2 separate regions of the Homo sapiens genome follow, and region 2 is linked to region 1. The links are chromatin loops, found by intact Hi-C in ENCODE. Cell type or tissue: K562. All regions are shown on one strand. Links, peaks and the distances in the headings refer to the core of each region. The heading gives the core; the rest is flanking DNA. Region 1 holds the start of LOC105372063 (a long non-coding RNA gene). Region 2 has its middle 13 kb from the start of FHOD3.

What was found. Peaks named below come from ENCODE experiments on the same cell type or tissue, not always from the same donor. Only the 100,000 strongest peaks of a DNase experiment are listed, where the experiment ranks them.
Region 2: a loop joins it to region 1, with 5 times the contacts of the local background. A loop is called at or near these places in 9 of 110 quality-filtered maps.

Annotation. Positions count from the first base shown.
Region 1 is chr18:35,405,934-35,410,329 of GRCh38, forward strand. LOC105372063 (a long non-coding RNA gene) reads right to left here and starts at 3,141. Exons shown (of 3, transcript XR_935376.3): 1 at 2,740-3,141. In K562, for the core only: a CTCF peak has its summit at 2,127 (motif pointing right); DNase peaks (open chromatin) are centred at 2,138 and 4,178.
Region 2 is chr18:36,282,827-36,287,222 of GRCh38, forward strand. No RefSeq gene overlaps it. Among named protein-coding and RNA genes, the nearest start is that of FHOD3, 13 kb to the right of the region's middle. In K562, for the core only: a CTCF peak has its summit at 2,060 (motif pointing left); a DNase peak (open chromatin) is centred at 2,055; H3K27me3 peaks cover 1,180 bases.

The sequences.
Region 1 (4,396 bases), core at 325-4,324:
TATGATCCAGCAATTCCACTTCTGGGTATATACCCAAAAGAATTGAAAGCAGGATCTTGAAGAAATATCTGGACACCCATGTTAGTAGCAGCATTATTCACAATAGCCAGCATTATTCACAATAGCCAAAAGGAGGAAGCAACACACATGTCTATCAATGGATGAGTAGATAAACAACCTATGGTATTTAGTATAATGGACTATTATTCAACCTTCAAAAGGAAGAAAATTCTGACACATGGTACACCATGGGTGATCCTGAGGACATGATGCCAAGGGAAAAAAAGCCAATCACAAAAAATACAAACACTGAATTATTCTTCTTATATGAGGTACCTAGAGTAGTCAAATTCATAGAGACAGAAAGTAGAATGGTGATTGCCAGGGACTGGGCGGAGGGGGAGGTGGCAATGGGCAGTTGTTTAATGGGTATAAGGTTTCACTTTTGCAGAATTACAGGAGTACTGGAGATTGTTTGCACAATGTGAATGTAGTTGACACTACTAAACTGTGCATTTAAAAATAGTTAAGATTGTAAATTTTATGTCATGTATATTTTAACACAATTAAAAAAATGAACAGAGCCTATAAAACAATATTTATGGATAAAATTATTGAGAAACCAGTAAAAAAAATTTACTGAAACACATTAAAGAAGACCTAAATAACTGGAGTGAATTCCATATTCATGGACTGATTATACCTTAATTGTAACCTATCGTAACCTAATATTGTAAAAATGGCAATTTTTCCCAAATTAACTTGTAGACTTAATGTAATCCCAATAAAAATTGAAACACTTTTTATGGAAATTGAAAAATGAATACTAACATTTATATGGAAATACAGAGTTAAGAAGAGCAAAGACACTCTTGAAAGGAGAATGTAGGTGATAAGACTTGCTCTACTGGTTATCAAGATTCATTAAACGGGCCAGGCGTGGTGACTCACGCTTGCAATCCTAGTACTTTGGAAGGCTGAGGCAGGAGGATTGCTTGAGCCCAGGAGTTTTAAACAGGCGTGGGCAACAAAGAGAGACCCTGTCTCTAAAAAAAGTTTTTAAAAATTAGCCAGACATGGTGGCATGCACCTGTGGTCCCAGCTACGTGGGAGGTTGAGGCCGGAGGACTGCTTAAGCCCAGGAGGTTGAGCCATATTTGTGCCATTGCACTCCAGCTTGGGCAAAAGAGTGAGACCCTGTTATCTCAAAAAAAAAAAAAAAAAAAAAAAAGAAGATTCATTGATTCATTAAAAGGTTGTAATAACTAAAAAAGTATGGTGTTAATGTAAGACAAATAAACATACCAATGGAAGAAATTAAAGGTACCAGGAAAAGATTCATACATACATGGGTGGCTTGACATGTGACACAAAGATCTTTGCAGAAGAGTGGGAGAAAGTTTTTTTTTCAATAAATGATGCTGAATCAATTATCTAAATGGAAAATGGAAAATAAAATTGACCCCTACTTCATACCATACACAAAATCATTTTCAAGTTAATTATAAACCTAATTGTAAAAAGCAAAATATTAAAGATGATGGAATATAATATAAAAACATTTTCAAGATATTGGGATAGGGAGAGATTTTAGAAATATGACACTAAAACTCTAATCTCAAAGGGAAAGAAAAAATGATAAATTCAGCTTATTAAAAATTGGGATTTTTATTTATCAAAAGACATGCAAATGTGGAATTCCAGGATGTTAGCTGTGCAACAAATGAAAAAGTAGTCTCAATTTGAGCAGTAGCACTGAGAATAACTCCAGTAATTTTTCAGAAGGAGAATTATTGGAGAATTCAGACTTGTTTAACAATATTGAGAGGACCATACAGCTTCAGTAGAGATTTTAAGCATTAATTTTGATAAGTACCTAGAAAACTAAGCAAAAAAATAAAGCAAGGTTATGATTTTTCAGGAGCAAAAACACAGAAGGATGTTTCCAGACAAGGAAAAATAATTATACAATACAATCTACCTGGTTCATTTGTGAAAAAATTTGCAAAATCATACTATGATGAAGACATATCATTACATTGTATTGCAACTGTATGTTAGAGGAAGAGGATGAACTAAATTCCCGTTTTCTGAGGTAGTATTATAGTATTCTTTGCCTTCTTCTCCACAAGAGGGCGCAAGGTGAATGAACCTTTCCTTTTGTGGCCTGGTCTTCATACTCTGCCGTTGGCATTTCAATCTAATCCACAAGTATTTTCAAAGCAATGGCTCTTTTCAACTTGAAAAGTGGAAAAGTGGTCTGTAATGGTCTGTAACCACCTTTCAGACCCTAAGCCTGGGTCTAGGAGAGCATTTCCGATTGAGCTTGTCTGCTATGCAATGCACTGGCGTAATGGAAATCATGCCAGACCAGGGGTCATCTAGCATGGACTGTCCTGCTGAGGCTGTCCCCTCCTGGCCAGGGCATCTGAGGCAAGTGAGTTGGCCTCTTGGAGTCTCAGTTTCCTCATCTGTAACATAAAGGCAATTAGAGTAATCACCTCATAGGATTGTCCTGGGAAATAAATGAGGTAGAGTTCCCTAAGTGTCTAAGAAATATTTTATATGTAAATTTTTACATATAAAATTACATATATTTTATATGTAAAAAAAGTAACTATTATTATTTTTACTATTAATTCCTTATCTGTGAAACTCTAGAGGGATTGCCAAGGGGGGACTGAGTGACCTCCAAGAGTCTCCTCCAAGATCTTTTTTCTGAGTTTGTCAATGACTTACCATGCATGCTGGTCATTTTCTATAATCTATCTGTAAAGCTTCAGAAAAGAAGAGGAGACCTCTGAAGAGGAGGGACACGCTGTTCCCAGGAATCTGCTCCAGCAGATTTTCTGTCCTGCTGGGCCCTGTACCCGCCCTCCATGCCTGCTGTGTGCTGTGGGGCTGGAAGTATGTGGCCAACACATCCCACAGTTTTGGTCCTGGTCTCAGCTTGGTCCTGCCAGCAGTGGAGAACAGAGGCGGCTTTGGTTTAGTGCTGTCCATGCTGGCCACAGCAGCAGCCTCTGGCTCCCGGGGCAACGGGTAGCTGGTGTAGGCTTGGGGCCAGCCGGGTCGGTAATGACTTCTTCATCTCTAGTTAACCCTCCTCTATTTTCCCCCTCTGGCACCCCTCCAGCCACACCCACCAGCCATTGCAATACCTTGGTAAATAGTTCTTTGCCCTGAATCCTTCTCTGCTTGAAAGAACAAGTGGTTTCTGTTCTCAGACTGCACCTTGATTGATGGGTGCAGGGGCTTCACCATCTGGAAAGCTCTCCCCAGGCAAGTGGGGTGCACAGCCCAGCCAAACCACAGTCATCATCACCACCTCTTCTCACATGCAGGTTTCTAGACATTAATATGAGCCAGGGGGCACCATACGGGTGTTATTTGTATACACCTGGTGTATACAAATATATTCATTTCTATTGTGGTGTAAAATCCCATACAGCCTGCAATGGGGCAGCCTTTCTGGGCCTGAGGAGTGGGTCGAACCTTTGCTAATGTTAAATTATCAGGTTGTGTATTCCCCTTTAGGATGAGTGTTTCCTTGCTTTCTGCTGCCTTCCTGCTTTAGAAGCACAGCAGCCATGAAGCACTAAACTTCATCGCGCACACAACCAGGCACTGCAGGATTTTGAAAGGGTGCTGAAGGATAGATACGGGCTGATTCCCAAGTCATGCTCGAGACTCCCTTATGAAGGAGGCTGCCAAAGACTGGTTTTGTGACCCTAGCTGGCCTCCTATCTTTGACCTAGAAAGAGGTTTCAAAGGCTGAGAAAAGGCTAGTGGTGAGAAGGTTTTTGAGAGGGTTGCTGGGAGGGGCCTGCATGATACCTTGAGGGGCAAAGGGAACGTGGGAGTGTTTCCCAAGGACCTGATTTGGGCGGCTCCACTGAGAAAGCTGGCTGGGGTCATTTGATATCCCACCCAAGAGAGCTGCCTGAAGAGCAAAACTCCGCAGCACAGTAAGTCTGAGGCTCCTTCATCATATAAAGGCTCAGGAAGGTGTCTTGAGTGACCAGCTGGAAAGAGAGCCCCAGAGACTAAGGAGTCTCTGAAAAAAACCTACGAAGTTCCTTACAGGGAGGAAAGAACTTGCTTCAGAGAGGGCTGATTCCAGATCATCACAAAGTTCCAAGTTATGTGAGAATCCTGCTGCCCCACCCTCCTTAGCTCCACCCTGGGTGTGGCCAAAACCCACAGCAAAGGGTGGAGCTGAAGAAACAAAAGAGCTTGGAGAAGAAAAGAGAGAAATGTATCAGGACGCGTCTCCCTGCAGGTGGCTGGTCTGCAGTGGGTGCCTGCCATGCAGAGGAGGGAAAAGGGAAGAACTAACCCCACTGTAGGGGAAATGAATGATGCTTTCTCATCACTTTCCATGAAGCCCCTTTGC
Region 2 (4,396 bases), core at 155-4,154, 880 kb after region 1:
TTTCTACTTGTGAATGTATATAGAGTCATGCACTTTTATTTTATTTAATTCTCACAAAAACCCTAAGGGTAGGTATTTATACCTACATTTTCCAAATGAGGAAACTGAGGCTTAGAGGGATTAATTGACCCAATCAAGATCAGAGGACGACTTATACAGAGCAAGGATAAGATTTGAACCTAGGTCTGCCTTTTCACCATTGTGATAAACTGCTGAATAATGATCATTGTGGGCACCATTGTAAGCACTTCACAGGTATTAAATTACTTAATCCTCTCTAACAAGTTTATGAGAAATCTATGACTATTACCATCTCCATTTTAGAAATGAGGGAAGAGAGGCACGGAGAGAGTAAGTCACTTGCCCTAGGACCCTGAGCTCGTAAGTAGTGGGGCTAGGTTTTGAACCCAGGCCTCTAACTCAGGCATCCATTTTTTTGCTCACCTCACTCAAGGAAAGCCATTATTGTTTATTAAACAAATTGCTTTTTGATACACATAAAATATTGTAAAAATAAGCATTAGCAAGTGATTTGTTCATGAGCTGTGATGGCCACTGTGTGCCTCCCATTGCACTGGATGGTGATTGTGAGAAAAGAAAAGACCACAGTTCTTTTTTATAGAACAGCATCTCACTCTATCACCCAGGCTGGAGTGCAGTGGCATGATCATAGCTCACTGTAACCTCAAACCCCTTGCTCAAGTCATCCTCCCGCCCCAGCCTCCCAAAACACTGGGATTACAGGCTTAAGCCATGGGCACGGTCCCACAGTTCTCGTGTTCAGTGAGCTAGATGGCTCTTATCAGATGATCACAAGGACAATGGCGCTTTCAGGGAGGTTCGGGAGCCAGGTGTACATCTAGCAGGGACCAGGTTGGCCTGTGAGATTGAAAGGGAAGTCCCACAGATGGTCAGAGTGCCATCTCCTTGGGATGACAGAAAGCTGTCCATGAACTGGGTTCAGTGGCTCATGCCTGTAATCCCCACACTTTGGGAGCCCAAGGTGGGTGGATCACGAGGTCAGAAGATTGAGACCATCCTGGCCAACATGGTGAGACCCTGTCTCTACTAAAAATACAAAAAAATTAGCTGGGCATGGTGGCGGGCGCCTGTAATCTCAGCTACTCAGGAGGCTGAGGCAGGAGAATCACTTGAACCCGGGAGGCGGAGTTTGCAGTGAGCTGAGATCATGCCACTGCACTCTAGCCTGGGTGACAGCAAGAGACTCCATCTCAAAAAAAAAAAGAATGCTGTCCATACAGAAGCTGCCATGTCCGTTTCCACCAACAACTACCTCTGGCCTCCAGGGCCTTCAGCAAGGGAAGAGAGGAAAAGGCATTTGGAGTGTGCCACAACCTTTCAACTGCGATGAGAGACGCTAGGCACTGGAAGGCTGGCTCCAGTGATGGCATTTGTTCTTTGGAGTGACCCTCTGATCAGAAGAAGCCCTCTGGACCAACTGTGTCCCATCCTTCTCAGCTCTTTTTTATCCGAGAGGGAGGGGTAAGCTACTGAGGACAGCACAGGCTACAGGGATCCAGCGGATCCAGAGATCCACTGCTAGAACCGAATGCTGGCTAGTGCTTGAAGAGGATGCTGATACAACAAGCCATCCAAGGACACTGAAAGCAGCAGAAACCTTCACTGGGCAGGCAGTGTTCCCAGCACCTCGGATCTCCAAGAAAGGCTGAGGCTCTTCTTGCCAAGGGAAGAGTTCAGGACATCCTTGGAAGCAGAAGGAAAGCTAGGATCCATCCACCTGGCAGGCACCTTCAGCCTGTCTTTCCTTTTTGTTTTTAGTCTTTTCCCTATTCTCTTGTTTGTGCAGACAGAATTAACTTCTACATAACTCACTTTGCAAATCTCCAAATAAAAATCATGGAAAACATCATACTATATGAGCAAGTGATTGAACATCTCTAAGTCTTACTATGTCTCATCTGAAAAGCGAGGAAAACCACAGGATCTATCTTATAGAATCGAGATCAAATGAGCCAGTTTGTATTTTAGCTCAGTGCCTCAAAATAATTATGCCTGAGTAATCCAAGTCTACCACCTGCTGGCAGCATTAGGTAAGTGCAGAATTTGTTTCTTCAAGAGGCTAAAAACTGGTGCAAATTGGGTCAGCAAATCCTAAAGAGAAGAATGGCAAACATGATCACACCTCTGACCCTCTGCCTGGGTTACTGAATGGACCAGATTTCAGATGATTTTCAGTATTGATGTTGGTGTCGTTTAAAAGTTAGTTTCTGAATTATTTCTTGATCAGATTACTTAAACCTACTTTACATCGACCATTCTTTTGGGGTTCCCTATTTTTCTTAGAATTCTTTAAGGACGCTGCTTTGCATTGGTGATTTCATTAGGTAGAGTCTCTCTCTCTCTCTTTCTGAGTGGGTGTGTGACTGTATACAAAAATATATAAATATATGTACATATAGAAAACGTTTTAATATGTATAGAGATGTGTATATGTATATATAGAGAGAGTATTTTAATGCATCTATGTGGAGTGTGTGTGTACATTGAGAGAGCTTTAATATATAGTGCCCATTCTCAGCAGCAGATCTAGGTTTTGTGAGCCTAAAATGCATGCAATTTTAAAGTCATCTTTAAGGAAAAGAATACAAAATCAGGCCAGGTGCAGTGGCTGATACCTGTAATCCCAGAACTTTAGGAGGCTGAGGCAGGAGCATCACTTGAGGCCAGGAGTTTGAGACCAGCCTGGGCAATATAGTGAGACTTCATTTCTATAAAATATTAAAAATTATCTGAGTGTGACTGCATGCACCTGTGGTTTCAGCTACTCTGGAGGCTGAGGTGAGAGGACTGCTTGAGCCAGGGAGGTGGAGGTTGCAGTGAGCCAGCCTGAGTGACACAGCAAGACCCTGTCTCGAAAGAAAAAGAAAAAGAAACCCTGCAAAACAAAAAACAAACCAAAACCCAATAAAAACCCAACCCCAAACAGAAACAAACAAAGAATATAAAACCATGAATTAAAAATTAGATACAAAAAGATTGACTTGCATGAGAAGAGAAGGGGCTTTGGAAGAAGTCTGCACAGTAACAGCCCTGAGCTGAAACCTTGTTACCTTTGTAATAAATCTGCCTCTGCCTGATTTCTCACTGCCTCCTTTTCTTGTCCATCTAAGTGCCGCCCAACCTCTCCAGGGTTACTTTTACAGTGCTTTTTGCAGTTTACAGAGTGAAGCACTTTTTGTTAACTTCCTAAACGGTCCCATGAAGACCTGTCCTGGTCTTTCCTCTTCAACTTATGGGTGGAAACAAATTGTTTTGACATCACTCGGAGACACTACTTGCTGCAGTCAGGACAGAGTCCTCCATTCATTGTGACCTGGGGATTTCCTTTCCACCTGGGTGCTGAAGCTCTCTGTTGCAGGAAGCATGTCTGGTTATCAAAAATTATTATCCTCGGTCGGGCACAGTGGCTTACACCTGTAATCCCAGCACTTTGGGAGGCCAAGGCGGGTGGTTCACCTGAGGTCGAGAGTTCAAGACCAGCCTGAGCAACATGGTGAAATCCTGTCTCTACTAAAAATACAAAAATTAGCTGAGCATGGTGGTGGGTGCCTGTAATCCCAGCTACTCGGGAGGCTCAGGCAGGAGAATTGCTTGAACCTGGGAGGTGGAGGTTGCAGTGAGCCGAGATCACGCCACTGCACTCCAGCCTGGGTGACAAGAGCAAAACTCCTCAAAGAAAAAAAAAAATTCTCTCATTTCCTCCTGGGGCACAGCAAATATTATGTCACATTTATCCACAGTTTGGTAAAATAGCCTTACTTTTTTTTTTTTTTTTAGCTAAATAGATAACTAGCTAAAACTTTTTAACCAGAAAAGGTGAAGTTACCTTAGAAAAAATAATCGAAAATTGGACACTCAAGACCCTTCTACCCCCATACAATTGCTTTCCAGTGGCTAAAGTCAATGTACACTATTTGTATTCTGTTTTACTCTAAAGATTTTGTGTATTTCAACATGGTCTTCATAAGTACATTTAAATAATGCATGGTTGTATTCATGTATTATAAGTAATACAAATATACCTCATATTGATAGACATATAAATTTCCAGTTTTTAATTTTATAATTAATACTACAATAAACCTTATTTTTGAACATGGCTATTTATTTATTCATTTTTTTTTGCTCCTGCTAAATTATTTTCTAAGAATATGAATGGAATTCCAGGATAATATTTATGAAAATATTGCCAGGTACAGTCATAGTATTTTCCACTAGAAATGTGCAATATAAAGCGTGCAGTGTTTCACTAGCATGCAGATCCATGTGTTCAGGTTCCCTGCAGTTGGGCTTTCAAGTGTATCATAAGGAACATACACTCCAGTTCTTCCCTGGTGTAGCTTGTTGTGTTCGT